Regions from separate parts of the Homo sapiens genome. Here region 1 is linked to region 2. A link is a loop called in an ENCODE intact Hi-C map of the cell type or tissue named here. Cell type or tissue: ovary. All regions are shown on one strand. Links, peaks and the distances in the headings refer to the core of each region. The heading gives the core; the rest is flanking DNA.

Region 1 (16,364 bases), core at 4,942-12,941, 180 kb before region 2:
ACGCTTGTAACCCCAGCACTTTGGGAGGCTGAGGTGAGTGGATCACGAGGTCAGGAATTCGAGACCAGCCTGGCCAACATGGTGAAACCCCATCTCTACTAAAAATACAAAAATCAGCTGAGTGTGGTGGCGCACACCTGTAATCCCAGCTACTGGGGAGGCTGAGACAGGAGAATCACTTGAACCCAGGAGGCGAAGGTTGCAGTGAGCCAAGATCATGCCACCGTACTCCAGCCTGGAAGACAGACCAAGACTCCATCTCAAAAAATAAATAAATAAAATAAACTTCTGTGCATCAAAGGACACCATCAAGAGAGCAAAAAGACAATACAAAATAGAAGAAAATATTCACAAAGCATATATCTAATAAGGATTACTATTCAGAATATATAAAGAATTCCTATAACTAAAAAAAAAAAACCCATTCAAACAACTCTATTAAAAGTGGGCAAAGGACTTGAATAGACATTTCTCCAAAGAAAATATATAAATGGCCAATAAACAGGCTGGGTGTGGTGGCTCACGCCTACAATTGCAGCACTTTGGGAGGCCAAGGCGGGTGGATCACCTGAGGTCAGGAGTTCGAGACCAGCCTGGCCAACATGGTGAATCCCTGTCTCTACTAAAAATACAAAAATTAGCTGGGTGTGGTGGTGCATGCCTGTAATCTCAGCGACTCGGGGAGCTAAGGCAGGAGAATTGCTTGAACCCGGGAGGTGGAGGTTGCAGTGAGCCAAGATTGCGCCACTGCACTCCAGCCAGGCAACAGGGTGAGACTCCGTTTCAAAAATAAATAAATAACTAAATAAATAAATAAATAAAATGGCCAATAAACAATGGAAAGATACTCAATATCACCGATCATGAGGGAAATGAAAATGAAACCCACAATAAAATACTAACTCATGCCCATTAGGATGGTTACTATCAAAAAAAATGAAAAATAACAGGCCAGGTGTGGTGGCTCCCACCTGTAATCCCAACACTTTGGGAGGCCAAGGCAGGAGGACTGCTTGAGCACAGGAGTTTAGGACCAGCAACATTGCAAGATCCTGTCTCTACAGAAAAAATAAAAAATTAGCCAGGCGTGGTGGCGTGCACCTGTACTCCCAGCTACTCGGGAGGCTGAGGCAGAAGGATCACTTGGGCCCAGGAGTTCAAGGTTACAGTGAGCTATGATTGTGCCAATGCACTCCAGCCTGAGCAACAGCACAAGACCCTATCACACACACACACAAAAAGACAAAATATTTAAATAGACATTTCACCAAAGATATATGAATGAAAGGAAGTAGATGAAAAAGTGCTCACCATCATTAGTCATTAGAGAAAAGCAAATTAACATCACCATTTCAAACATTCTAGAATGGCCATAATGAAAATGACAACATCAAATGTTGGCAGAGATGTTAAGAAATAGGAACCCTCATACATTGCTGGTAAGAATGTAAACTGATGGGCCACTTTGGCAAACAGTTTGGTGATTTCTTAAACAGATTTATCAATTCATGCTGCTCTACCAATGATTTTGTGCAAAAGTTATCTACCTACATCTAGCAGAGAGACTTCTTCCACTGGAAAGAGAAAACAATCAGTAGTCTACTACATTATAATTAATAGTCTAAATTAGTAGGCCCAAACCATGAAAATGTCAAGATTAAATTAAGATTTAAAAAAATTTATCATATCATCTCATATCCAAGACTCTAGCAACTGTTGTTCTCTGTATTATCATTAATACTCAGACAGAACAGTAACAGAATGGCAGGGGACCATGCCATTTACAGAGTACCATGCATCAGGCACTGTGTTTAATCCTCCTAGCAGACAAAAAATTTGAGGCTTAAAGATGCTATTCAGCCTATTAGCACACAGTTCTGATTGCCAAGATGAAGCCCTTTGCTTTTTCCTCTATTTCATAAGGCTTCTAAAAATTTCAGTAAGACCGAGTCCAGAATTTGTAAACAGTACTATTTAAAATGTTATCCTTGATTCTAATACTTCCATTTAGATATATGTATATACCAGAAGGAATATCTTGTAAAATCAGATGATTAAGTCATGTTTTAAATATATCTATGTATAACAAAAGGAACAAGTTTTAAAAGTAGTGGTTGCTGGCCAGGCGCAGTGGCTCAGCCTGTAATCCCAGCACTTTGGGAAGCCGAGGTGGGCGGTCTGGAGGTCTGGAGTTTGAGACCAAACTGGCCAACATGGTGAAACCCCGTCTCTACTAAAAATACAAAAATTAGCCAGGCGTGGTGGTGGGCGCCTGTAATCCCAGCTCCTTGGGAGGCTGAGGCAGGAGAATCTCCTGAACCCGTGAAGCAGAGATTGCAGTGAGCCGAGATCATGCCACTGCACTCCAGCCTGGGTGACAGAGTGAGACTCTGTCTCAAAAAAAAAAAACAAAAAAAAACAAAAAACAAAAAAGGTAGTGGCAGGGAGTGGTGGCTCACACCTGTAATCCCAGCACTTTGGGAGGCCAAGGTGGGCAGATCACCTGAGCTCAGGAGTTTGAGACCAGCCTTGCCAACATGGCAAAACCCCGTCTCTATTAAAAATACAAAAATTAGCCGGGCAAGGAGGTGGGTGCCTGTAATCCCAGCTACTTGGGAGGCTGAGGCAGGAGAAACACTTGAACCTGGGAGAGCCGAGATAGTGCCACTGTACTCCAGCCTGGGCAACAGAGTGAGACTCTGTCACATAAATAGATAAATGTAGTACATTATAAAGTTATTAGAAAATAACTTTATAATCCCAACTATTTCAGTGGAAAATTCATGAATGTCCATTGTCATGTCGGAGAGATGTCTTCCATTGGAAGGAGAAAATAGTCAGTAGTCCGCTACATTACAATTAATAAAACAGTCTAAATTACTACGCCCAAACCATGAAATAAATGTCAAGATTAAATTAAGATTTAAAAAATTTTCTCATATCTTCTCATACGCAAGACTCATGTCCTTAATTAATGTACCATTTAGTTGTCATCTAGGTTAACAAAACTTCCAACCTCAGAATTCATATACTTAAACATCTGTTAAACTCCTACCATGAACAAGGTACTGTATGTCTTTTCCATATGAAAAGACACTTTGAACCGCTCCCTAAATCAATAACCTGTGCTACAGGGACATATACTTGTTTTGAGACCTAGCTGTGTATTTTGTGATAAGTTGGGAATAATTCTAGTTTTCTATAAGGTTTTACTCAAGCAGTATTGGAAAGTTCTGTTTTATTGGGCTTCTATATATATAGAAAGTTCTGTTTTATTGGGCTTTTAAATATATATATAGTATATTTAAATATATATTTATATATATTTAAATATTTAAGTAATAAAAATATATATTTAAATATTTAAATATATATTATATATTTATATTCAATGTTATATTAAAATATATATTTAAATATTATATATTTAAATATATATTTATATTCAATATATTATATTAAAATATATATTTAAGTATATATTTAATATATATAAAGCTAACATTTTTAAGACTTCATTTTACTATAATTCTATAAGTGTTATATTATTATTCTATAATAATATAACACTATAAGTATATTTTTTGGTAGGAGGACATGACAGATTATACATATTATAAGAGCCTGCATATTTTAGTGGGAAATTAGCAGGAAATTATACCCTTCTCCAAAGGCCTTGAAGAAAGCTGCCATCAACATAAAAAATAATCAAGGATGAAAAGAAAGAAACCTGTTCAGCAACACTGCACACTAGAAACAGAACACCAAGTTTATACTTTACCTGTAGGTTTAAGGTCTCCTATTCGAATAATGTGTGGCCAGTGCTGGAGTGTCTTAGCAAAAAAAGGGTTGGTTACTCCTAATATAACTGAGGGCCTATAAAAAACAAAACAAAACAAAATAAAAAAGGTGAGAAAAAGATGAATGCTAAATCAGTGAAGAATAGTTTACTTTTTTTTTCAATGAACAATACACAGATTGATTTTTCCTTTATTCAACACATTACATATCAACTACATGCCAGGCAACACGTTTTACACTAGACATAAAAAGACGAAAGGACACGGTCCTTCCAGCAGCACACAGGAAGAAAGATATACACACCCAGTTATGATGCCAAAATTAGAAGACAGTGAAGGTGGTTTAAAATGCACAACAATTAGCCGAGCGCGGTGATTCACGCCTGTAATCCCAGCACTTTCGGAGGCTGAGGCGGGCAGATCACGAGGTTAGGAGTTCGAGGCCAACCTGGCCAACATGGTGAAACCCCATCTCTACTAAAATTACAAAAAATTAGCTGGGCGTACTGGTGGGCACCTGTAATCCCAGCTACTCAGGAGGCTGAGGCAGGAGAATTGCTTGAAACCAGGAGGCGGAGGTTGCAGTGAGCTGAGATTGCATCACTGCACTCCAGCCTGGGCAGCAGAGTGAGACTCTGTCTCAAAAAAAAAAAAAAAAAAAAAGCATAATAATCACAAAGGAGAACCTATGTCTACCAGGGGATTAAAGGACAGCCTCACCAAGGAGGTAATATTTACAGGAAGACGTGAAAGATGAGTGGGCGTTTTTTGCCAAGTGGATGAGAGAGGGAAGAGTGATGCAGAACAAACTATGTGCAAAGCAATGAAGTGACATTATGGCCTGTCTGTAGAACTACACAGAGTTTAGCATTCCTGGAGCAAAAGCAGAAAGGATGAATAGTCAGAAATGAGAATATTGTTGCCCGATCATTAGAGCCATGTTAGTATGCTAAGAAGTTTAGATGTTATCTTACAGGCAAAGGGAAACTACCAGATAACCAAGTGGAGGAATGCCGCATGAAAGAAAAAGCACTTATTAGAAAGATCAATCGGCCAGGCGCGGTGGCTCACGCCTGTAATCCCAGCCCTTTGGGAAGGCCGAGGTGGGCAGATCACCTGAGGTCAGGAGTTCGAGACCAACCTGGCCAACACGGTGAAACCCCATCTCTACTAAAAATACAAAAATTAGCCAGGTGTGGTGGCAGGCGCCTGTAATCCCAGCTACTGGGGAGGCTGAGGCAGGAGAATCACTTGAACCCAGGAGGTGGAGGTTGCAGTGAGCCAAGATCGCGCCATCACACTCCAACTTGGGGGACAAGAGCGAGACTTCATCTCAAAAAAAAAAAAAAAAGAAAGATCACTCTGGAAGAAATTTGGAAGTTATCTTATGAGGAGAGAAGGGGTTGAGGGAAAAGCAAATTTGGATATGCAAAACATGAGAGGCAGTAAGACTGGAAAGGGAGCAATAGAAAGAAGATAAGAAATGTAATCAGAGATATTTTAGGATATCAAACTGACAGAATTTGGTAAAATTTAATGTGGGGCATGTTACAAAGGAGAAATTTATGACAAGGTTTTGAGAACTAAGTGAAAACTAATGCCATCCATGAAAAGAAAGAAGAGGTATGAGATTAGGGGAGAAAAGAGGGAGACAAAAATAATTCAGTTTGCACATGTTTAGTTTCAGATGCCATTAAGACTTCTATCTTCTATGGGGCAATGTGCTTAAAACATCCCCCTCCCCCCACAACACACACACACGCCTGGTTATATAGGTCTGGACCTCACAGAGATATTGGCTAGAAAGATATATTTCAGTCATTAACATGGGGTATTAACAGAAGCCATGGGTACAGATAAGACTGTACAGAAAGGGCCAGGCACGGTGGCTCACGTCTGTAATCCCAGCACTTTGGGAGGCTGAGGCGGGTGGATCACTTGAGGTCAGGAGTTCGAGCCAGTCTGGCCAACATGATGAAACCCCATCTCCACTAAAAATACAAAAATTAGCTGGGTGTGGTGGTGCATGCCTGTAATCCCAGCTACTTGGGAGGCTGAGGTAGGAGAATCACTTGAACCCAGGAGGTGAAGTTTGCAGTGAGCTGAGGTCATGCCACTGCACTCCAGCCCAGGCAACAGAGCGAGACTCTGTCTCAAAAAAAAAAAAAAAACTGTACAGAAATAATTATCAGTCTGGGCCAGGCGTGGTGGCTCATGCCTGTAATCCCAACACTTTTGGGAAGCCAAGGTGGGCAGATCACGAGGTCAGGAGTTCAAGACCAGTCTGGCCAATATAGTGAAACCCTGTCTCTACTAAAAATACAAAAAATTAGCTGGGTGTGATAGTGTGCACCTGTAATCCCAGCTACTTGGGAGGCTAAAGCAGGAGAATCTCGTGAACCCGGGAGGCGGAGGTTGCAGTAAACCAAGATGGCGCCATTGCACTCCCTCCTGGATGACAGTGCCAGACTCCATCTCAAAAAAAAAAAAAAAAAACTATCAGTCTGAAATCAGAACTCAGAACACAATACCTAGCGAACACCAACATTTAAGGGATTCGTAGAGAAAAGAAGTCTGCAAAGAAGATTGGGATGCACCACAAGACAGCCCAGGAGAGAACAGTATTAGAGATTTACAAAAAAATTTTTTTTGAGACAGGGTCTCACTCTGTTCCCCAGGGCTGGAGTCCAGTGGCACGATCTGAGTTCACTGCAACCTCTGCCTCCTAGGCTCAAGCCATCCTCCCACCTCAGCCTCATGAGTAGCTGGGACTACAGATGCATGCCACCACATCCAGCTAATTTTTGTATTTTTTTTGTGGAGACAGGGTTTTGCCATGTTGCCCAGGCTGGTCTCTAACTCCTGGACTTAAGTGATCTGCCCGCCTCAGCCTACCAAAGTGCTGGGATTACAGGCATGGGCCATCACGACTGGCTGGTGATTAAAATATTTTTAAGGTTAAAAGTGTAAATGTTACAAGAAAGAAGAGGTGGCAGACCAGCCTGGGCAACAGGGAAGGGAGGGGAGGGGAGGGGAGGGGAGAGGAGGGGAGAGGAGGGGAAGGGAGGGGAGGGGTGGGGAGGGGAGGGGAGGGGTGAGGAGGGGAGGGGAGGGGTGGGGAGGGGAGGGGTGGGGAGGGGAGGGGAGGGGGAAAGACAGAAAGAAAAGGAAAAACAGGGCAATGATATGCCCACTGGGTGAAACAGTGAGAAGGGTATTGATGATCTGGCAAGAACAAATTCAGTGAATATGAAGAAGTCAATCCGCAGTTGACTAGAAGCAACCAGAAAATCAGGAAGTGGAGATCGTACATGCAGATTTTTGTTGTTGCTTTAGAAATCTAGCTGTAAAAAGAAGGTGAGCGATAGAGCAAGAGCTAAAAGGGAAAGGGTAAGATTATTTTTTCTTTTTACAGATTGAAAAGATTTTTCATAAAGAAGTACAACTGAAAGTACAACCCAGTCGCTATTAATGACAATATAGCTTCCATTAATAAATAAAATCACGTGGGCCGGGTGTGGTGGCTCACACCTGTAATCCCAGCACTTTGTGAGGCTGAGGCAGGCAGATCACAAAGTCAGGAATTCGAGATCAGCCTGATCAACATGGTGAAACCCTGTCTCTACTAAAAATACAAAAATTAGCCGGGCGTGGTGGCGCATGCCTGTAATCCCAGCTACTCAGGAGGCTGAGGCAGGAGACTCTCTTGAACCCAGGAGGCAGAGGTTGCAGTGAGCCGAGATCATGCCACTGCACTCCAGCCTGGGCGACAGAGCAAACCTCTGTCTCAAAAATAAATAAATAAAAATAAATACATAAAATCGCTCAAATAAGGTACTAACTCTTAAAATCTAAAATTATTTCCAGCAGCTCCTCAAACTTTCCTTTTATAAGATCATTCTGCCTATAAGCTTTTATTACCAAAAATAATTCTACACAATTTTGGTTATAAAGGTAATACCTGGTCAATAGAAGTTATTTTTACTTACGGAGCTTGGGTACGGGTAGTATATTCTTTGAATTCACTATCATGAATAGTGAAATAAGGTCGGAAATCACTGAAGTACTTTAATGGAGAAATACAGCTGTGGAGCAGGAAGAACATGTAAAATAAAGGACACAGAAATTAAAGGTCCTAATCTATAACTAGAAAACATCTATACAAACGGTATACACACAAAGGGATACTTTGTTTATTTTAATAAATGGTAAACTCATTTCACAGAATTAGAAAGACAGATATATGTAATGTGAAATGGCATACTGAAAGAACACACTGGGTTTGGGGCAGAAGATGCGGTGAAATTCTGGCTCTACTGTTCACTAGCTATGTGCCTTTGACTCTACACTGATCATTCACACAAGTAATATTTATCAAGGAACAACTTCATGTAATGAATCAATGTGCCTGCCACTCAGAACAACAAAGGCATGGTTCCAGCCCTCAGGGAGCCTGAATCAATTTTCTCATCCATAAAATGGTGCTATAATAAGCATTACCTTCTGATAGGGTTTTTGCATGGATCAATGCAATAATGGGTGGGGAAAAATACGACAGGTGGGAAGTGCTGCAAATATCACCAACAGGTTAAGTACTGCAGCATCCAAAAAAAAAACCCAGAAATAGTAACCAAATAGACTCACTTAACAAGTGCCAATACAGTCTCTGATGATTCCGATGGTGATGGCGCCATAACCACAAGGGGCTCCCCCAACAGCACCAGCTCCCAGAGCATCTGACTATGAAGGAAAACTGGGCAGAAACACCTGAAAGGTGATGCACAGTAGAAATACTTTTTAATGTAGCCAATCCTGTTTTTAAAATTCCTACATAATCTTTCTAAAAACTCCACATTGATATAAATTCTTCCTGCTATTTGTATCCTGATCTGATACACAAATTCATTTAGAATATGGTGATGTATAGAGACATAAGTCCCTTTTATCCACATAAAAATATCTATCAATTTGACTCATCCTAATTTTTACAAAATTAAATGTAATATATTGACACACAGAATAACTGACAATAAAAGCATATAATTCTCAAATTGTTGTACCATATGATCGATCTATTTTATCAATATTGCTTTGATACTTTGAATTTCAATCCTAAATATTTTTAAGGAAATAAGAAAAATTAATTTTCCAAGGGCACTTATTGGATATACTTAACTTAAAACCCAATACTTCTGACATTAAAGAATGATGACAAATCACAAGGGGGAGTGCTAATGCTGAACAAGAGCGAAACTCCTGGGCAGATACTCCCTCTACAGAAGTGCTGAGTATTTTTACAGCAGCCCTGGAATTGGGTGGAGGCCTGTTGGGACACAACTCTGCTAGTATGTTACCAGGCCTAAGACACTTGGTAACTTTCACTTATTTAGGAATTTCCTCCTGGCTTGGTAAAAAATTTTCCTAGTAGATTAGGGGGGAAAATCTTATCTATTTATGAAAATCACAACCAATCCACTCAGTTGAAAAGACACACATGCAAATAAAAAAGAAAAGAAAAATCAAACAACAATTAAGTGCAAAAATATGCAACAAATTATGAGATGGAAATTAGGGGAGTTAATTTTAACTATTCAAAAACAAGATAAGTGCCACAAAAGAAACAAACAACAACAAAAAAACAGCTCATGGGTAAGGCAAAGGAGCTCTTCCTCTTCCCTTCCTAAACAACTCAGTCCTAAAGCAGAACATGGTAGGTATCTCTGCCATGAGGGAAAGAGAGCCGTATTGACCAGGGAGGCGTGTCAGAGCTTATGTAAGGTAAGGTGGACATCTACATGCAGATAGTGGCCTACTGTGGAACTGCTGGAGCCCAAATGTGGTGAGCAATGTATACATGTGTGGGGATTATTTGGTTTCAGTTCACAGAGCCCAGGAAGCACAGACAGGTAGCCTGATGAGTAGCATCAAAGACAGAATGAGTTGAGGAGGTTGTCACAATGTGGGACCACCTGGCATAAGGTGTCAGAGCAGAGAAATGAGGGTATCTCCATGGAGAAGTACCCTGGAGTAGGGTAAGCACACAAGCAGGGTAAGGAGAGCACTCATGTGAGGCTTGACCTGGTGTTGAGAGTCAGAGCCCAAAAAGGGGAAGATGGCACCCACCTGGAGATGTGGTCTAGTGGGACAGAGTAACCTGAATGAGACAGGAGGGTATCCATGGGGGTGGGGGTGGGGGGTCAATCCAACAAGAAGAATCAGAGAGTGAGCAGGGTAAGGAGGGTATCCATGCAGAAGGGAAGCCAGGTGTAGAATGTCAGGGCCCAGTGGGGATGAGAAAACTATTAGCTTGGGGGACAAAGTTGCAGCAGAGTCCTAGCCAGAGCAATCAGAGAAGAGAAAGAAATAAAGAGCATGCAAATTGGTAATGAGGAATTTAAACTGTCACTGTTTGCTGATGACATCATATACCTAGAAAACCTTAAAAACTCATCCAAAAACCTCCTAGAACTGGTAAATGAATTCAGCAAAGTTTCCGAATACAAAATTAATGTACACAAATCAGTAGCTCTCCTATACACCAACAGCAACCAAGCTGAGAATCAAATCAACCCCTTTTACAATAGCTGCAATACATAAAATACTAAGGAATATACTTACTCAAGGAGGTGAAAGACCTCTACAGGGAAAATGACAAAACACTGCTGAAAAAAATCACAGACGACACAAACAAATGGAAACACATCCTATGCTCATGGATGGGTAGAGTCAATATTGTAAAAATGACCATACTGCCAAAAGCAATCTACAAATTCAACGCAATTCCCATCAATGCCCTCCTTACACTGCTTGTTCCCATCATTCGTCACAGAACTAGAAAAAACAATCCTAAAATTCATATGGAACCAAAAAAGAGCCTGCATAGCTAAAGTAAGACTAAGCAAAAAGAACAAATCTGGAAGCAATACATTATCTGCCTTCAAACTACACTGTAAAGCCATAGTCATCAAAACAGCATGGTACTGGTATAAAAATAGGCATATAGACCAATGGAACAGAACAGAGAACCCAGAGATAAAGCCAAATGCTTACAGTCAACTGATCTTCAACAAAGCAAACAAAAACATAAAGTGGGGAAAAGACACCCTATTTAACAAATGGTGCTGAGATAATTGGCAAGCCACATGTAGAAGAATGAAACTGGATCCTCATCTCTCATCCTTTACAAAAACAAACTCAAGATTAATCAAAAACTTAAATCTAAGACCTGAAATCATAAAATTTCTAGAAGATAACATTGGAAAAAACCCATCCAGGCATAAACCTAGGCAAAGACTTCATGACCAAGAACCCAAAAGCAAATGCAACAAAACAAAGATAAATAGATGGGACTTATTTTGCTTCTGTACAGCAAAAGAAATAATCAGCAGAGTAAACAGACAACTCACAGAATAGGAGAAAATCTTCACAATCTATACATCCAAACAAAGGACAAATATCCAGAATCTATAAGGAACTTAAATCAGCAAGAACAAAATAAACAATCCCATCAAAAAGTGGGCTAAGGACATGAATAGACAATTCTCAAAAGAAGATATACAAATTGCCAACAAACATTAAAAAATGCTTAACATCACTAATTATCAGGGAAATGCAAATCAAACCCACAATGCACTAGTACCTCACTCCTGCAAGAATAGCCATAATCAAAAAATCAAAAAATAATAAATGTTGGTGTGGATGTGGTGAAAAGGGAATACTTTTACACTGTTGGTAGAAATGTAAACTAGTACAACCACTATGGAAAACCGTACAGAGATTCCTTAAAGAACTAAAAGTAGATCTACCATTTGATCCAGCAATCCCACTACTGGGTATCTACCCAGAGGAAAGGAAGTCATAAAAAAAAAAAAAAGATTCTTGCACATGCATGTTTATAGCAGCACAATGCACAATTGCAAAAATATGGAACAAGCCCAAATGCCCATCAATCAATGAGTGAAAAAAAAAAAATATATATATATATAGTTGTATGTGTGTATATATATATTTGTCCCCCATGCTAATACTTTTCTCATCTCCCCTGGGCCCTGACATTCTACACCTGGCTTCCCTTCTGCATGGATACCCTCCTTACCCTGCTCACTCTCTGATTCTCCTTGTTGGATTGACCCCCCACCCCCACCCCCATGGATACCCTCCTGTCTCATTCAGGTTACTCTATCCCACTAGACCACGTCTCCAAGTGGGTGCCATCTTCCCCTTTTTGGGCTCTGACTCTCTGTATATATATACACACACACACACACACACCGTGGAATACTACTCAGCCATAAAAAGGAATGAAATAAAGGCATTCAGAGCGCCCTAGATGGAATTGGAGACCATTATTCTAAAGTAACTTAGGAATGGAAAACCAAACATCATATGTTCTCACTCATAAGTGGGAGCTAAGCTATGAGGATGCAAAGACATAAGAATGATACTATGAACTTTGGGAACTCAGTGGGGAAAGGGAGGGAGGGGGTGAGGGATAAAAAGACTACATATTGGGTACAGTGTACATTCCTCGTGTGATGGGTATATCAAAATCTCAGAAATCATCACTAAAGAACTTATTCATGCAACCAAACACCACCTATTCCCCAAAAACCTTTTGAAATAAACAAAAAACCTAAAAAAAAAAAAGTTGCAGCAGAGATGCAGCATTGATTACTAACAGAGGTATTGATTAAATCAGTTAATAAAAAATAATTTAATATATGAGTGTGTATATATACATGCATTTACATACACACACACACACACACACACACATACATACACACACACACATCCTAGCTTTGTCCACTTGAGAGGGTCTAAAAGCAATGATATCTCAATATCAATAAGCACACCAAGTGCCCAGATCTTGTCTTCTAAATCTTATTCTCTGCTAAAAAGAACAAAGGCTTTTTAGAGAAATGGCTGGTTCTAGGGCTTGGGAAGAGAAAATACAAGATGATCTGGAACCCAAGAGAATGGAAAACATGTCCACACAAAGACGTATACACAAATGTGGACAGTAGCATTATTCATAATAACCAAAAGTGTAAACCATCCAAACCTGCATCAAAAGGTGAATGGATAGACAAAATGTAGTATATCCACATGGAATTTTTTTTTTTTTTTTGAGATGGAGTTTTGCTCTTGTTGCCCAGACTGGAGTGCAATGGCGCGATCTTGGCTCACCACAACCTCCGCCTCCCAGATTCAAGAGATTCTCCTGCCTCAGCATCCAGAGTAGCTGGGATTACAGGCATGTGCCACCACACCCGGCTAGTTTTGTATTTTTAGTAGAGATGGGGTTTCTCCATGCCAGTCAGACTGGTCTCGAACTCCCGATCTCAGATGATCTGACCACCTTGGCCTCCCAAAGTGCTTGGATTACAGGCGTGAGCCACTGCACCTGGCCCATCCACATGGAATATTATTCAACCATTAAAAAAATGAAGTACAGACAGTCCCCATGTTACAATGGGTCGACTTACAATTTTTAACTTTATGATGTTGCAAAAGCAGTACGCATTCAGTATGCTCCTCAACATATGACAGACTTACCTCCAGATAAGCCCATTGTAAACTGAAAATATCAAAAACGCACTTTCAACTTACAATTTGCAAACTTACAATGGGTTTAACAGGACATAACCCCCTTATAAGTCTAGGAGCATCTGTACTGATTCATGATACTGCACAGATGAACCTTATAAACATTATTCTGGGTGAAGGAAGACAGACACAAAAGGTCACATTTTGTATGATTCTAGTTAAATGTAATGTCCAAAACAGGCAAGTCCATAGAGACAGAAAGTAAATTAGTAATGGCAAGGGGCTGGGAAGAAGAGGGAATGGGAACTGCTAATAGGTACAGGGTTATGTTTTGAGGTGATGAAAATGTTCTGGAATTAGCAGTGATGGTTGCACAACTTTGTGAATATATTAAAAAACTAGTGAATTGTACTTTAAAAGGTTGAATATTGTATGATATGATAATTACAAACCAGTTTATTTAATTACCAAAAAAAAAAAAGATAAACCCGGAATATCTCACACCAGAAAGCAAGACAGTGTTCAAAGAATGACAGAGATATGGCAAAAGAACATAGAAGCCACCCTGTACTAAGTTCTCACTGGCTAAACTGGGACAATTTGAATATCAAAATAGGTAATAATGGATTAGAATCTATTGAATAAAACAAGAAATCAGAGTCCAAACAGATATATAAAAATAGTGTGGTGATTTAAAATATGTCCAGGCTGTGCATGGTGGCTCACTCCTGTAACCCCAACACCTAGGTGGGAGGATCACTTGAGGCAAGAGTTTAAGACTGGCCTGGGTAACATAGCAAGACACCCTCTCTACAAAAATAATAAAATAAAAATAAAAATAAATAAATAAATAACATCTGTCCACAAATTCTTTGACAGTCCTTTCAAAACATGGAGCCTAATTCTCCCGTTCTTGAGCGCGGACTGGATTACTGGTTTGATTGTAATTAACAGAATACGGTAGAAATGACAATGTACAACTTTGAAGGCTGAGTCATACGGGACACTGTGGCTTCAGCCTTCTCTCAGTGCTTGCTCTGGGAAAAGTTAGCTGCCATGTTGTGAGAACATTAGGCAGCCCTATGGAGAAGTCCATAAGGCTAGGGCTGAGACCTCCTAACAACAGCCACAGAGAACTGCGATCTCCAGCCAAGCTGTGCGAGTAAGCCTTGTAGGGAAGCAGACTCTCCAGACTCCTATGTCCAACTGACTGAAACCACAGATAACAACTTGACTGCAACCACATAAAAAACTCTGAGCCAGAACTACCCACCTAAGCAGCTCCCAGATTTCCAGCCCTCAGAAACTGTGTGAAATAATGTTTGTTCTTTTAAGCCTAAGTATTGGGATAATTTGTTACACATCAATAAATAACATATATAGTTTCAAATATCTCCCCCAAAAATACCTAATTACAAAAGAAAAAACAATTAACTTATCAGTGGAGAAGCTTGGAGGATACCACATTAATCAAGTTATCAAACTGAACATCATCAATAACAAGTCAAGCTCAACTTATATGCCACCTCCTGACAGATGCAGAGCCTCAATCTAATCAGGAGTAAATACCAGACAATCCTAAACTGAGGAGTTTCTGCAAAATAACTGTCCTGTAATCTGCAAAATATCAGGATCATGAAAGTCAGAGACTAAAGAACTATTCTAGACTGAAGATGACTAATGAGATGTGACAGCTACATGCAACAGATGATTCTCAACTAGACATTATTGTAACAACTGGTAACATTTGAACTGGTCTTAGTATTAGATGATATTAACTTATCAATGTTGATTTTACCAATTTTGATGGTTGCGTTGTATACTTGTTTGTAGGAAATAGACTCTAAAGTATTAAGAGATGACAGGGCACCAAGTCGCCAGCTTACTACCAAATGGTTTGGGAAAAAAGTCTTCTGTATTGTACTTACTACTTTTCTGTTGGTTTGTAAAAATAAGCAAAGGAAAAATGAAAAAGGCCTACATGAAAACATCTCACCAACTGACTTTAATAGTGGGATTCCTTTAAGGCACCAAGTTGCAAATTATTGTCTTTCAAGTATATTAATATATTATTAGCAAAGGGCACACATAGAAGATAGGAAGTATAGTTACAAGATAAATCATTCTTTGAAAGCTTTGTATTATACTGATAATATGTTATCAAAGTTGTTTTTTTGGGTGGGAGGTAAGTTTTTAATATTCAGGAAAGGAAACTTCTCTCGAACTAAAAAATATTAGTAGTAGGCCGGGCGCGGTGGCTCACGCCTGTAATCCCAGCACTTTGGGAGGCTGAGGCGGGCAGATCGTGAGGTCAGGAGATCGAGACCATCCTGGCTAACAACGGTGAAACCCCGTCTCTACTAAAAATAAAAAAAATTAGCCGGATGTAGTGGCACAAGCCTGTAGTCCCAGCTACTCGGGAGGCTGAGGCAGGAGAATTGCTTGAACCCAGGAGGCGGAGGTTGCAGTGAGCCGAGATCGCACCACTGCACTCCGGCCTGGGCGACAGAGCGAGACTCCATCTAAAAAAAAAAAAAAAAAAAGGTAGCGTGCTCCAAATTAACTGCAGTATAGGATTACTGAAATGAAGGTCTGTAAGGAAATCACTGGGTTTTTTTTTTTTAGTACCACATTTATATTCCCATTCTGGCGTATCATGCCTTTATGCTAAGCTCCCACCACCAAAACAGCCATGCCTTGGGAAAATAATTAGAAATTCACTTTTTTTTTTTTTTTTTTTTTTTTGAGATGGAGTCTCACTCTGTCACCCAGGCTGGAGTGCAGTGGCACGATCTCAGCTCACTGCAAGCTCCACCTCCCGGGTTCACACCATTCTCTTGCCTCAGCCTCCCAAGTAGCTGGGACCACAGGTGCCCGCCACCACGCCCGGCTAATTTTTTTTTTTTTTGTATTTTTAGTAGAGACGGGGTTTCACCGTGTTAGCCAGGATGGTCTCGATCTCCTGACCTCGTGATCCACCTGCCTTGGCCTCCCAAAGTGCCGGGATTACAGGTG
Region 2 (16,364 bases), core at 3,537-11,536:
GTGTACTATTTATGTCTTTTAACATTTCCACTGAATTTGTTTGCCAAATAAATTCTTTGTGTGTGGGCAGGTTTTTCCCCCCCACAAATAAGATGCATAGTCCTATGATTTTCCAATTTTACCAATCTTTAATGGAAATTTTTTTCTTTTAGTTTCTCTCTCTCCTACCTCTTAATGACTGTATAGATCAATATCAACTATCCTTAGATGGAGCCCATTGTATGCATTATTAAACAGTTTATAAGGCTTTAAACCTAGTGACCTTGTTCTTTTTTTCCCACAAATGTGATCACGGGTACTTCCTTTTGTGGCAAACATGGCTGTTATTCTATGGGTAAGGTGTTGTTTTTGTTGTTGTTTGTTTTGAGACAGGGTCTCACTCTGTCATAAGCCTGGGGTGCAGTGGTGCCTCATAGCTCACTGCAGCCTCAAACTCCTGGGCTCAAGTGATCCTCCTGCCTCAGACTCCAAGTAGGTGGGACCACAGGCACACACCATCACACCCAGGTAGTTTTTGGATTTTTTGTAAAGACAAGGTCTCACCATGTTGCCCAGACTGGTCTTGAACTCCTGGGCTCAAGCGATCCTTCCCCTCCACCTCCCAAAGCACTGGGATTACAGGTGTGAGCCACTGTGCCTGGTCTGTGTGAGGGTTTTTAACAGAGATAAAGAGTGGTGGTGCAATTATTTTGTTGTTGTTTCAGCTGACCCCAGGATAGTTAGCATTTTGTGAGGAAAATCATGAAGTGTAGTGAGAGTATTGCATATTTAAAATATCACAATATCCCCTCGTTCTGTTCCTAATATGCTAAAATACATGACATTTGGGTAAAATATGTAATATTTAAAATATTGGTATTAATAATTTTGATATCCTTTGAGGTAATTAGAGACTTTTTGATGTCTAAAAGATTGAGTTTGAGATCACTATCTGTTCTTTAGTATCAGTTAAGTAGGAGCCTCAAAGACAAACAGCTGCTTTTTTGCTGTGATTAACACACCCCGAGAGGAAAAAATAATCAGAATTTTCTTGTCAACCCATCAGTTTTGGGGTGTGGGAAATAGATTAATCACTGCCAAATTAGAATTTGCTGTAGGCTTTCAGCCCCCGCCCCCACTACCACCCCATCTCTCAGAACTGTATCTGTAAACGCGAGGGCAAATGGTCCAAGGTTCCATACATGCAGGCTTTCTTTGCCTTGCAGGGTAATCTGGACCTCTGCCAACATTGTAGAATTGATTCTGCCCTCCTAGCGACCATCTCAGAGAGGCTGCAAAGGGCAATTCCAGGGAGATAGGTAAGCAAACCTTAGAGATACCTCCAGCGGGGGACTCAGCTCTCTCTGGTCCTGCTCCTCCTGGTCCACTTCGTCCTCCATATCCAGGTTTTCTTTCAAGCTTACCTCATCTTAGAAATTCTCATTTTAGGCAGGTCCCAGTCTCACTCCTGCCCCTACTGCCTGGTGAATATTGCCCCATTAAGGTCCAGGCCCTCCTTTATCTACAGGACTTAAGGCAAATTAAGGGGGATCTTACAAGTTTTTAGATGACCCTGACAGGTATATAGAGGCTTTCCAGAATTCAACATAGGTGTCTGAGATTCAGAAATCTAATTTACTTTGTCCTGAATTCTCAGTGAAGGATTGTCTTAATTTGAAAGCATATTTAAGAAATATGTAATAATTCTAGTTGGGTTTTATATGCTTTATACTGTTTTGATTACACTTTTAAAAATTTATCTTTACCACTTTCCCTATTTCTGTCTTTCATAATCTTATCTCAGCTCCCATGTAGAGACTTATCTCAGTTCCCATGTAGAAATACTTTTTCTTTCTCCACTTTTCCTTGTGAGCTGGCCCCAAAAGAAAGATTTATTGTACAGTGAACACATCTAGAATGTCACTAGGTGGAAAAAATCTTGGCAAATTAACATCATTTGTAAGACGTTCGGGTAATATATTGGCAAGTTTCATTCTAGTTTACATGTGAGATTTCATTTTGGTGAAAACATTTCACCACTTCTATATATTTTCCTATAGAATATGAATAAAGATTTTTATTTCTCCCTTCAGTGGCACAATTAAAAATTCCAGCCTCAGAAATGTGTGATGCTTTGTTAGCCAGGAAGCCAGAAAGGTTATATAAATAAATTAATTAATGTTGAACATGCATATAATTACTAAGTTTGTATACTCTAAGAAGCGACTAAATTGTTGGTGGCAAAAGTGAACAAATCATGGGTCTCCTTATTTCTGGTGACTCCCACTGCAGTTCATCCTACACACAGCTGCTAGATCATCAAAGCTGTTGGATTAATCTCCCTAAAACAATATTTCATCAACTCTGTCAGTAGTGCCTTCTGTCTTAAGAAATTGCAACTTCTTAGTCCAGTGCCAAAGGCCCTCTCTTTACAGCTGTATCTTGCATTTTTCCACTTGTTCCTTTGTTTGGTTTTTGTTACCCTCTGGGGGCCTTAGCTATATATAAATTTGCTGCAATACCTGTTCCTCCTCCTCCTCCTCCTCCTCCTCCTCTTTCTCCTTGCCTTTTCATTCTGATTACCACCCTCACTCATAAATGCTTCCTTAGCAACTGATTATGCCTAACTGTATTTCCCACCAGGCTCTCAGGATTTTGGTACTTAATTCATCCTGTCTTAATTTATTCTCAGTTTAGGGTTGCTCTCCATATGATTTTATGGATGTGCAGTCTCTCCAAGATAGGTGCCAAGTAGATGTTACAGACTAAGTGATTTGCCTTAATGATGGAGGTAGAGTTGAAATTGGCTCTATGTATTCTGATTGCTTCAGGAAGTCTTTATACATGAAATGGGATTTCATAAGTTTGGAGTCAAAGATCAGAGAGTGTTTAAGTAGGGAAGAAAGGCAGTGTGGAAATTTTGCAGGAATAACAGTGTTAAATCTGCAATAGCTGTGAGGTCGTGGCACTCTGCTTAATATGCCTGAGGCTCAGTTTCTTAATCTGATGCCACGGAAAAAGGTAGAGTAGGAATCTCTGAATTGATTCCTCCACCAGAAGAACTACTGAGCTCGCATGAACTGTCTGAAGCAACTATTTTGGAACTCTGGAGTCTAGTAGAACATTTGCAGCATCCAAGGGAGTACTTGATAAGGAAAGAGGCTGGTAAGTTTCAAAGAATTTCATTGTTTTGGTGTTTGGCATAGTAGCTACCATCTCCCATCCCTCAATCCTGTAGCAGCCAGGTGATGGTTGCCTGTGTTCCTGGTATGACTTGCTGGTCCCCAGGTGGGCGTTTGGGACCTTTAAAAATTGGGATTGTGTATTATGATTGCTATTTTTAATTGCTGAGGTGCCAGCTGTTTCAACCCCCACAAGCTGAAATGACTTACTTGGCATTAGCCATTTAAGATTTAAAGAGACAGCACATTCCCTCAAACTCCTTTTCTTATTGGATCCAGGCACTTAAGGAAATCTGTGTTAGGTCACTGGATGACTGCAGAGATAACAGAGACTTCAGTGACCACATATGGCAGGGAGTATAATCCTTGCAAAGAATAGGTTGGAAAATTCACTTAAACAAATGGCTGGCTGCCACCCTCATCAAGTAACAACAGCAGTCCTGGGGAGAGAAGGGAGCCTGATTTCCAGAGTTACCACATTACAGTATTCAAAATATCCAGAAAAAATTAAAAAGCATACAAGAAAGAGGAAAGTATGGCCCATTGCTGGGGGGAAAAATGGACAGAAACCATCCTTGGGGAAATGCGGACATTGGACTTATCAGACAAAAACTTTATCTTTTTTTTTCTGATTTGGGTAATTTATTTTTTTATTTTTCTTTTATTATACTTTTAAGTTTTAGGGTACATGTGCACAACGTGCAGGTTTGTTACATGTATATACATGTGCCATGTTGGTGTGCTGCACCCATTAACTCGTCATTTAACATTAGGTATATCTCCTAATGCTATCCCTCCCTCCTCCCACCACCCTACAACAGTCCCCGGTGTGTGATGTTCCCTTCCTGTGTCCATGTGTTCTCATTGTTCAATTCCCACCTATGAGTGAGAACATGTGGTGTTTGGTTTTTTGTCCTTGTGATAGTTTGCTGAGAATGATGGTTTCCAGCTTCATCCATGTCCCTACAAAGGACATGAACTCATCATTTTTTATCGCTGCATAGTATTCCATGGTGTATATGTGCCACATTTTCTTAATCCAGTCTATCATTGTTGGACATTTGGGTTGGTTCCAAGTCTTTGCTATTGTGAATAGTGCCGCAGTAAACATACGTGTGCATGTGTCTTTATAGCAGCATGATTTATAATCCTTTGGGTATATACCCAGTAATGGGATGGCTGGGTCAAGTGGTATTTCTAGTTCTAGATCCCTGAGGAATCGCCACACTGACTTCCACAATGGTTGAACTAGTTTACAGTCCCAGCAACAGTGTAAAAGTGTTCCTATTTCTCCACATCCTCTCCAGCACCTGTTGTTTCCTGACATTTTAATGATCGCCATTCTAACTGGTGTGAGATGGTATCTCATTGTGGTTTTGATTTGCATTTCTCTGATGGCCAGTGATGATGAGCATTTTTTCATGTGTCTTTTGGCTGCATTAAAAAAAACTTTATCTTAAATATACCCACAGAGGTGAAGGAAATCATGGTCAAAGAACTAAAGGAAATCAGGAAAACAATGTATCAATGGGAAACATAGTACAGAGATGAAAATTATAAAAAATATAATTCAGTAGAGAGTTCAATGGCAGATTTGAACAGGCAGAAGAAAGAATAAGTAAACTTGAAGACAAAGCAATTGCAATTACCCTGTCTGAGGAGCAGAGAGAAAAATTTGAAGAGAAATGAACATACCCTAAGGGACTTATGAGAAGACATCAAGCTTACCAACATATGCATTGTGGTAATCCTAGAAGGAGAGAGAGAAAGGGACAGAAAAAATAGTCAGAGAAATAATGGCCGAAAAGTATTTTATGGTTTTAGCTTTTATATTTAACTCTTTAATTTATTTTGAGTTCATTTTTGTGTATGGTATGAGGCAGGGGTCCAACTTTACTTTTCTGCATGTGTCTCTCCAGTTTTCCCAGCATCATTTATTGAAGAGATGATTCTTTCCTCATTGAATGGACTTTGAAAATCACTAGGCTGTAGATGTTTGGATTTATTTCTGGACTCTAGGTTCTATTCCATTGATCTTTATATCTGTCCGTATGCCGGTAACACAATGTTTTGATTACTGTACCTCTGTAGTAAGTTTTGAATTCAGGAAATATGCATCTTCCAACTTTGTTCTTCTTTCTCAGGATTATATTGCCTACTCAAGGTCCCTTGCAATTTCCATATGAATTTGAGGATGGACTTTTCCATTTCTGCAGAAAAGGTGGTCATTGGAATTTTGATAGGGATTGTGCCGGATCTGTGGATTTTTTTGGAAAATATTGATACCTTCACAGTATTAAGACTTCCAGTCCATGAACATGGGGACATCTTTATATTTATTTAGACCATCTTTAATATCTTTCAGCAATATTTTACAGTTTTTAAATGTAAAAATCTTTTACCTCCTCAGTTAAATTTATTCATAGGTATTTTATTCTTCTAGATGGAAATGGAATTGTCTTCTTAATTTCCTTTTTGAATTATTCATTGCTGGTATGTAGAAACACTGTTTTTTGTGTGTTAACCTTGTAAGCTGCAAATTTGCTGGATTTGTTTAACTCATAGTTTTCATGTGAATTCTATGGGGTTTTCTATATATAGGATCATGTCATCTGTGAATAAACATAGTTTACTTCGTCCTTTCCAATTTCAATGCCTTTTTTTTTTTTTATTCTTTCTAGACAAGAAACTTCTAGTACAGTGTTGAACAGCAGTGGTGAAAGCCGGCATCCTTGTCTTGTTCTTGATCTCAATGGGGAATGCTTTCAGTCTTTTACTATTGAGTATTATGTTAGCTGTTGGTTTTTTATAAATGCCCTTTATCATGTTGAGGAAGTTCCCTTCTAACGTTAGCTTTCTGAGTGCTTTTATTGTGAAAAGATTTTATATTTCATCAAATGCCTTTTCTGCATTGAGATGATTGTGTGTTTTCTTTTTTTTTTTTTTTTCATTTTCTACAAATGTGGGGCATTTAAACATTTTTATATTATAAAATACCTTTTTAAAGTTGAACCACCTAGGGTAAATCCCACTTAACAAAGCAATGCCAGCCACTTTTACAGCTTGGATGAGTTCTGAGTTAGGCAAAACAAAGATGAAAGCCTTGCACCAGTTCTTCCTATAGCCCCAGACAGGTGAAAATTAGACAAAATAATTTGTGATTAAGGTCTGCTCTGCTCCCTCTGGAACTAGGTACCAGGGTGTCCCACGCTGGGAATGCAGGCTGATGTCTCCAAGACTTATTTTGTGCTGGAGAGGGGGATGGGACTAGGGTAAGTAATGCCACAAAGCTTTCCTATATTTTAATTGCCTTTTTCTTGATTCAGCGTTTACTTGGGTGCTGTAAACCTTTGACTGTTTTCGAGACTTTTAACAAAGTTGGTTCTGATAGTTTCTGCTTGTTTTTCAGTGTTTCTATGGGGAGCTTGGAGCTGCCTACTCTGGCATTTTGCTGATGTCACTTTCTTCATTCTTTATGGTTTTAAAAAATTTTACCCTTTTTAAAACCTTTTATTTACTCTAAGGCATTATTTGTTATATTTAATCACTCTTGTGAGCCTTCTAATTTGTATTCATTTCTAAAATGAATTTTTCCTTTTACTTCTATTCTTTTGAGTTATTTCACCTTTTCTTGAGTTGTATAATTGTGATTTATTTTGCTCTTTCATGTCTTGAATTATTTTTCTAATGTCTTTTAGCTTGTTTTGAAATAGAAGTTTACAGTTTTGATCTCTTCCCAAGGTCTGTTTTTCATTATCTGTAAAGATACTATTCTGCTCCTTATTCTCTTTTTTCTTAAAATAACTGTATGGATGTGACCTTGATACATTTCTGTTGCTAATTTTTATATGAAATTGGTTTTCCTGAACTTTAAAAAGGGGTCATGGTTCAGGATAACTTTTCTAATTCACAGAGCTCCCTCTTCTGTTGTTTTTGTAAAATGTTTAAAAATATGGTGGCTTCCTTTCCCCTTCTCAACTTTTATCTGAACCTTTTCTTTCCTTGTCTCTATTGTCCCTGTTCTGCTTAATTTTGGTTCCACTCCCAGCAGTTTTCCCTCAGTTTGGAGCCCATTCCTGGAAGGTAGCTTTGGTTGGTAGGTTGGTTTTAAGAATTTATATGGCTCAGACTGTTCCAGCCTTTTTAGGAACTTACCCTGCACTCACTTGTTATTGGATTGAGCCACACCATTCCCATTTCCAGCTTTTCTTCAGTTGGCCTCCATACTGTCCAGTGAACACCTAATAGCTATTTTGGTGTTGTCCTCAAGTCCCCCAAATGCCCCCTTTGTTTCCTTACGTATCCTTCTGCACAGATGCTGATTCCATGCAGGTCTTGTGGCTTTTGGTGGTCTTCCCCACTCTTATTTTGGGGTTTGTGTGGGTACTGTGTCACCTACTTTTGTTACAAATGTTTCCCATGGGATTTTGGTTTTGCTATCTTAGTCACTCTGATTTTAGGTGGTGATTCAAGGAGATTAAAAATTTTTGTTGCAGTATCTGCTATCTACCTCGAATCTATTCTGCATTCATATCTTAAGAACTCCCCTATATGGACTTAGAGTTTGTGGCCCCTGGCCTGTGGTGTGTCTACTATATTTGTGCTTTGTTCTGAAGCTTTACTTCAAATGTTATTCATCTGTTGGTGTTTGGATATTGCAAAACCTATCAATGTAGAAAGAGTTAAAAAGAATCAGTGTATCATTATAATGGAAATGAAAATATTTACAGATTGTAGCAAAGTTGAAAGTGATGCAAAATGTATGTATTTATGGAATGAATTCATCTATAGCAGGAACTTTCTGAAGGTCAAAGAGCAAATTGTGCAACCTGTGAAGTGCTGTTCCTGTGTCATTGAAGTTAATCAGCAAGAGACAAGGAAAAGTGACTGATGAGACAGGGGTAAACCTTTCAATTCAAGGATCACCATCAATGCCTGATTGTTGGGAACTTAAAGTTTATTCAGGGAAAGCAAGGAGTTGATCAAAGAATTAAAACCTTAAAACAATGAAAGTGCTGCTGTTGAACTTTCACCTTAAGCCACACAGGGTTTTTAAATTCAGAGCTCCTTACTCACCTGCTCAACATCAAAGTGAATGTCTGGTGGCTAATGCAAATACTACAGCTGCTAGGACATTCCTTAGGCTACTGGGAAAGAAAGATAGTTAAGACTTCAACAGATTCTTTATTTCTTTTTTAATGTGGTCAAAACTCCTTTTAAGAGGAGGGAATAAAAGCCTGATAGAAGAAGGTTATCAGCATAGAGGAGAAGGATATTTCTGGTTTGAATTTGACAAAGGATCAAGTAATATATCTACTTGCTGGAAATGTACCCAGGGACTATAAGCATACTCCCTTTCTAGGCCCTTGCAAACAGTTTAACATTTATTTATTTATGAGACAGAGTCTCACTCTATTGCCCAGGCTGAAGTGTGCAGTGGCACGATCTTAGCTCACAGCAACCTCTGCCCCCCAGATTCAAGCAATTCTCCTGTCTCAGCCCCTCACTGCCGCCGAGTAGCTGGGATAACAGGCGTGCACCACCATGCCCAGCTAATTTTTTGTGTTTTTAGTAGAGATGGGGTTTCACCATGTTGGCCAGGGTGGTCTCAAACTCCTGACCTCAGGTGATCCACCCGCTTTGGCCTCCCAGAGTGCTGGGATTACAAACGTAGGCCATCATGCCCAGCCTAGTTTAACATTTTTATACCTTAGAAACCTAACCTGATAGTAAACAGAATAACTTCTATACATAATGTAGACTGATTAATGGTAAATTGTTTTACAGGAGGTACAGAATCTTTTTTTTAATATGTCAATCTTTCAAAACAGCCAAGGGCAAAAGGTTAAATTATATAAATGAAAATATTTCTGTAGAGAACTAAACTAATGTGCTGTAGCTGTATACAAGTACAGAGGGTTAGGGGGATGAATAGAAGTTAGTGTAACTGAAAAGGATGCAGAAGGAAAAGAGTGGGAGTGATTGAGTTGTGAGGGAACCAGGACCAGATCCTGTAGGGCTACAATGGTAAGGACTTCGGATTTTATTCTAAGGTGTTTGAAAGCCATTAGCAGGTTGAAAGCAGAAGAAGAACGAGCAACTAATATAAATTATATGTTCAAGCTAAACGGAGGCCAAAGGTACCATGGTATGCTTTGGACGGTAATATAGACATGTCAGAATGAAAAGAACCTGGGTTGATATTGATGTAAGAAAAAAAATTTTTTTTGAGACAGGAGTTCATGCTGTTGCTCAGGCTGGAGTATAGTGGCATGATTATGGCTCACTGCAGCCGCAACCTCCCAGGGCTCAAGCCATCCTCCCAGCTCAACCTCCCGAGTAGTTGGGACTACAGGCCTGCACCACCATGCCCAGCTGATTTTTTGTATTTTTTTGTAGGGATGGGGTCTCACTTTGTTGCCCAGGCTGGTCTTGAACTCCTGGGCTCAAGTGATTCTCCCACCTTGGCCTCCCGAAGTGCTGAGATTACAGACATGAGCCACTGTGTCTGGGCCCTGATGTAAAACCTTTTAAATTTGAAAATATGTTGTGGTTTTAGAGTTATATAGAAGCTACAAACATGAGGTGTTGATATACATACATATATATGTTGTATATATATGTACATATATTTCTTTTTGTTTTTCAACAGTGTTGTTAAACAGTAATAAACCTTTTTTCATGTATTCTTTATTTTTATTCTGTTCCATTTTATGTTTTTTTAAAAAATGCTAGTTGCAACTCACTAAATTGGCTTAGTAACCCACTAATGTATCAGAACTTGAAGTTTGAAAACCACTGTAAATATCATATAATCCCCTTATTTAACTTGCCCAGGCACATATTACTAAAAATAACCTGACCAGAATCCAGACATTACCACATTTCCCAAGAATATATTTATTAAAAAAAAAACTCTCTTATACAATGTAACATTAAGTTCCAGTGTAGAAAAAATTTTGAGGGTAAATATTCCTACTTGAAAGTATTGTCTGTCCTTATCTCCCTGGGTGAAATGTTAAGTCCTGTAAGTTTCAAATGTATTTAAAATATCAACACAATTTTCTAATTAATCGTCTGTAATTAGATATACAAACTGCTAATCAAAGTAACAGTTGGTCTATTTTGAATTATAAACAGAGAATAAGTCATTTATAGACAGCCTAGTGGCCTTTATATTGTCAGCTACCAATTAATGAAATGAAATGTAATTTGAACATTTTCTGCAGATTGCTTCTTAGTCTTTAGTTGTATTTAATTTTGGAAGAGAGCTGTGGGAGGGGTGAAGGATAAATGAAACATAAAGTCTGTGTCCCCTGTGAAGTAATGAGGAAAAATGGCCCTTTTAATTTTCTTATTTGAACTCTTGCTTCTGTGTTCCCCAGTTCTGTGACTTTTGAAAGATACTTAATATACCTGCATCTCACTTTTTTCCTTTATAAATGAAAGTAGTAATATCTTTTTTTGTTTGTTTGTTTGTTTTTGAGATGGAGTCTCGCTCTGTTGTCCAGGCTGGAGTGCAGGGGCACGATCTTGGCTCACTGCAACCTCTGCCTCCCGGGTTCAGGTGATTCTCCTGCCTCAGCCTCCCAAGTAGCTGGGATTACAGGCACGTGCCACCACACCACCATACACCACCATGTTGGCGAGGCTGGTCTCGAACCTCTGACCTCAAGTGATCTGCCCGCCTCAGCCTCCCAAAGTTCTGGGATTACAGGCGTGAGCCACCACACCTGGCCTAAAATAGTAATATCTTTATCATAGCTTTAATGTTAAATGAGGGCCTGATGGCAAAAGTATATTTTGATATATAGTGTATTAGGTGTCTTTTTACCTTTCTTCCTTAGGAAGAAATTCAGCGAAAATGTGTTACTAAAATAAGTAGGGCTGAAGAGTGTAGAAAAATCGAAAAAGAAAGGTACGTCTTTTTTTACTGGTGGTTCTCTTCCTAGTAAGTCTATTGTGTGTGATCCCAGTTGTGCTGAAATTTTTAAGGATTTGTAAGTGATAAATAGGTAGGCTTCTTGTGCCTCCTGCTATCCTTTCTGTTTTTAAAGAGGGAGGGTTACCCAAGTGATGAGAAGCAAATTTGGACAACCATCACCACTAATTTTAGAATATTTTCATCATCTCAAAAAGAAACCTTGTACCCATCCCATTCCTACCTGCCACTTCAGCCTTTTGTAAGCACTCATGTACTTTTTGTCTGTATAGCTTTGCCTATTCTGGATGTTTCATATAAAATGAATCATTATAATACATCAGTCTTTTGTGACTGACTTCTTTTACTTCACATAATGTTTTAAACGTTCATTCATGTTATAGCATGTTATCAATACTTCACCCCTTTATTGCCAAATAATATTCAGTTATATGAATGTCTACCACATTTGTTTATTCATTTATCAGTTGATGGATAGTTGGATTATTTTCCCTTTTTGGCTATTATGAATAATGCCAACATTTGTGTAGAAGTTTTTATGAGAACATGTTTTTAGTTCTCTTGGATGTATACCTAGGAGTGGAATTGCTGAGTTGTATACTAACTTTATGTTTAACATTTTGAGGACCTGACAAACTCTTTTTCCAAAGAGGTTGTACCGTTTTATGTAGCTGAATTTTAAATCACCTAGTTTTCAGATTCTAATTTCATATATATTAAAGGAGAACCTTAGCTGAAATGAGTGGTTTGAATTAATAGGGGAAAAATTCACTTGCAATAGTTGGCAAAGCTGGAAGCATTTTTTTAAAAAGTACATTTGGAATTATTACTATTAATATTTGGCCCTTTTTTGTTTTTGTTTTTTTTTGCAGTTTTATCTTCAAGACACTAAAAGTAGTAATGGTACTTTTATAAATAGCCAGAGATTGAGTCGAGGCTCTGAAGAAAGTCCACCATGTGAAATTCTTTCCGGTGACATTATCCAGTTTGGAGTAGACGTGACAGAGAATACACGGAAAGGTACGGGTATGGATCACTTTTTTTATTACTTGTCTTTTAAAGGTTATTTAATTTTTTATTATCTTACTTGACATTATGAAACATTACATGCTTGTGAAAGCGATTTAAATACAGCATTATATACAGTGAAAAGTTAAAAGTCTCATACTTTCCGTATTGCTCTTCTAAAATTTTAAATTCTGAAGTGTTATTTAGTAGTTTATATTCTTCATCACAGTCAGGGACCAGTCAGCTGCAATGACAGCATACCCCACCAAGACAAGCTTAAATCACAGGATATTTATTATTGATGATGAGACTTAATGAGAGATCTGGAGGCAGATAGGTTCATTTGTTCAGTTGACTCAATGAGATCATCAGGGATCCAGGGTCTTACTGTCTTCCTGTTCTACTGTCTTAAACATTTTAGTTTCTCATGCTTTTGGTTGTTGCTTCATGGTCATAAGATGATGGCTGCAAGCCCCAGGCATCATTTTCCTCACACCAGTATCCTAGGCAAAAAGGATGAGGCGGGGATAAAATGCCTTCTTGTGTGGCTCTCTTCTTATGTTGAAAGAACAATCTTTTGCAGAATCCTCCCAGCAGATTTCTCCTTAGGTCTCACTGGCCACATGGGTAGATCGCATACATAGTTACCTGCAGCTACAAAGAAGTCTGGTGAAGTTACTTAATCTCGTGAAAGGGAGCAAGAAGATCTATGATTGACATAGATCAGTTTTGATTTATTCCTTCAGGTTGTGTGTACATTGTTACCCCAAACAAAATTAGAGCTCTCTTAGCAAGAAAGAAGATGGAAAGGTAGTAGAGGTAGGCAGCTAATAGTAGCTATCACAAGTATAAAATAAAATTTAATGTCTCACAATTTTTGAAAGTTCTTTAGCTAAATAAATGTAGATTGATCTTTGTTTTTACAATTCAGAAGCTTCCTGCCTCTACCTAGTTCACGGTCTTCTTTATGACCATGAAATTATATAGCTAAATCATAAAACTAAATGGATAAAAACCATAAGTGTTTAGTTCCACTTCATTAGTTTAATATGGATAGTGCAACCATTTGGCAAGTTTCTCCTTTCATTTGTCTGAACATACTCTGATCTGGTGATACTGGTCAGAATTTTGCATAGTAGAGATGGTGATGGTGGTGATGATGATAATGCTGATGATGCTGGTGTGTGTGTGTTCATATGCATATTTATGCATATACTTTCACTGGTATTGCAACAGCAGTATTATTTTTAATGGGTTTTTTTGGCCTCCTCAGAAAGTTAGGTTTTGATATTTGAATTTGGGCAGGGCCAACATCTTAGGAATTTCCATTTACAATTGTAAACCAAAAAAGAAAGGTTTGTATTTTGGTAAAGAATATTGACACTTCTTACTAAGAGAATTCAACTTATATATGACCATACTGGGAACAGCTGCATTAGACACTCCTATATCTGCTGTTGCCATATCACACCTACAAGTCATTCAGCAAACAGTAAACCGAGCTCATTAAATGGAACCCCAACTGTGAGTAACCCATAGAGAAAAAGAGAATTTGATTACATTGTCTTTCTCTCCAAGGAATGTCTGTCTTCTTGGCTTGCATTTCCTAAAGGGAATTATTAGGTGTTGATTGACAAAAAGGATGAGGTAATGAAATACATTTAGAGAATACTTAGGTAAGATAAGCAGGACTTCTTGGAGCTTTTAATATGCTAACATATATGCAGATTTCCAAGGAGGTGGCCATTATAGAATGCAACTCTTTCCAAACTCCTTTCCACTGTTTTTTCCCATCTATCTGTGAGGGTCTATCTGTGAGGGATACTCTTTAGAAAATGCTATAGAAAGCTAAGAAGATGACCCTGAGATTCAAGGTTCCTCTTAGTATAATCTTATTTTAGTAACATTAGTTTTTTTTTTTTGAGACGGAGTCTCACTCTGTTGCCAGGCTGGAGTGCAGTGGCACCATCTCCAGTCACTGCAACCTGTCTCCCGGGCTCAAGTGATTCTCCTGCCTCAGCCTCTCGAGTAGCTGGGACTACAGGTGCATGCCACCATGCCCAGCTAATTTTTGTATTTCTAGTAGAGACGGGGTTTCACCATGTTGGCCAGGATGGTCTCGTTCTCTTGACCTCGTGATCTGCCCATCTCAGCCTCCCAAAGTGCTGGGATTACAGGCTAAGCCATCACGCCTGGCCAGTAACATTAGATTTTTACAGTCTTCTGTGAAATTTGATTTATCTTTTATGCTAACTTTAAGGAGATTAGATTTAAAAAAAAAAAAACTTGCAACATTTAAAATGTTGTTTCTTTTGGTACTTACTGGCTTCAAAAAGTTGACTTATGTTAAGCACGGGCTCTTGGGATACAGCTGTGTCACCAGTTGAGTACTACCTGTTTAAGGACATACCAGAAAAAAAGTATTGATTTTTATCCTATGCTAAACAGTGCTGTGATAACTTTTGTATCACTTGGAGAATGCTCCTGAAATTATGCAACACTACTAGATAACCCCTGGATCAAAGAGGAAATCAAAAGGGAAATTTCACACTGTATTGTAAAGAGAGGAGACTTTTATGCCAAAATACAGTAAGTCTTTTAGTCAGATAAAATTAATAATCTTAAATTCCATTCATGTTAAAGAAGAAAGACAATTAAGAAATCTGACACTAATCAGAAGAAATTAGAAAACGAATAAGTAAAAGAATCTGAAAAGGAGAAATAAAAGCAGAAATTAATGAAACAAAAAATTCTACAAGGGATAAACAAACCCAGATGCTGGTTCTTTTATTAATAAAAAGAAAACAAACAGTGAACAAGGTAATTAATAAACCGTAATGCATTAAGTTAAAAATACTAGCGAAAATATACAAGATGAGAAATGAGAAAGGAGAAATAAAACACAAATACAGGATATACTACAAGAATAATAAGAGAATCTTATATGGCTATCTATGGCAAAGAGAAAAGAAAAAATTAGAGTAAATTGATGTTTTCCTAGCAAAATTATCTCAAGAAGTGGAAAAATTTGATTAATTGATTGTTTTTGAAAGAGACTAAAAAGTTATTAAAGATTCACCATTGAAAAGACACCAGAAACAGAGGGATTTACAGCTGATCCCTCTGTTTTTAAAAAACAGATAAACCCTGTGTTATTTAAGTAATTCCAAACATAAAGATGGAAAGCTTTCAGAATCCTTTAAAGAACCTAGCATATCATTAATGTGAAAATCTGATAAAGATATAGATACAAAAAAGAAAACTATAATTAATTTTATTTATAACAATAGATGAAAAATTTCAATTAAGATACTAGGCCAGGGTTTGGCATAGTGGCTCATGCCTGTAATCCTAGCACTTTGGGAGTCTGAGGCAGGTGGATTGCTTGAGCCAAGTAGGTTGATACCAGCCTGGGCAACATGGTGAAACCCCATCTCTACCAAAAATGCAAGAATCAGCTGGGCGTGGTGGCGCACGCCTGTAGTCCCAGCTACTTGGGAGACTGAAGTGGGAGGATGGCTTGAGCCTGGGAGGCAGAGATTGCAGTGAGCCATGACCGCACCACTGCACTCCAGCCTGAGCAACAGAGCCAGACCCTGTCTCAAAAAAAAAAAAAAAAAAAAAAAAAAAATGCTATTAGGCCAGACACAGTGGCTCCCACCTGTAATCCCAGCACTTTGGGAGGCTGAAGTAGGAGGAGCCCTTGAGCCCAGGAGTTCAAACCAGCCTGGGCAACATAGGGAGACACTGTCTCTACCCGCTCCCCTGGCCCCCAAATTTTTTTTAATTAGCTGTGGGCCTGGCAGCTTGCACTTGTCTCAGCTACTCCAGAGGCTGAGGTGGGAGGATCACTTCACTTGAGCCCAGGAAGTTGAGGCTGCAGTGAGCCCTGTTCATGCCATTGCACTCCAGCCTTGTCTCTAAAAACAAAAGATATTAACAAATTAAATTCAGAAATAAAGCTAGAATAAACAACAAAGTAGGATTTATTCCAGAAATGCCAAGATGAGTCAGTATCAGGCAGTCTATCAACATAATCCACAGACTAAAGTAGAAAGACCATGCAACTGTATAATCAGTAGTTGTGTCGCTGAATAACCAGAGATACTGAAAAGGCATTTGATCAAATTTAGAAGTTACCCCTAATAAAAATTCTAAATAAATAGGATGAAAAGAAAACTAAGTAAAATAAAAATGTTAAGTAAAATAGAATAAAAAATAGCAAAATACTATACAGCTGTGAAAATGTATGG

The links. Hi-C counts contacts between places; a loop is a spot of excess contacts. Peaks named below come from ENCODE experiments on the same cell type or tissue, not always from the same donor. Only the 100,000 strongest peaks of a DNase experiment are listed, where the experiment ranks them.
Region 1: a loop joins it to region 2, with 2.4 times the contacts of the local background. A loop is called at or near these places in 34 of 110 quality-filtered maps.

What each region holds. Positions count from the first base shown.
Region 1 is chr3:57,637,872-57,654,235 of GRCh38, forward strand. It overlaps DENND6A (DENN domain containing 6A), which reads right to left. Exons shown (of 20, transcript NM_152678.3): 10 at 8,445-8,567; 11 at 7,790-7,885; 12 at 3,782-3,876. It also overlaps a transcript of PDE12 not described here. Among named protein-coding and RNA genes, the nearest start is that of DENND6A, 47 kb to the right of the region's middle. In ovary, for the core only: a CTCF peak has its summit at 9,015; a DNase peak (open chromatin) is centred at 9,101.
Region 2 is chr3:57,819,408-57,835,771 of GRCh38, forward strand. It overlaps SLMAP (sarcolemma associated protein), which reads left to right. Exons shown (of 25, transcript NM_001377540.1): 3 at 11,976-12,123. Among named protein-coding and RNA genes, the nearest start is that of SLMAP, 71 kb to the left of the region's middle. RefSeq lists an enhancer at 12,289-12,790. In ovary, for the core only: a CTCF peak has its summit at 7,102; no DNase peak of the experiment used is centred there; H3K27ac peaks cover 2,126 bases.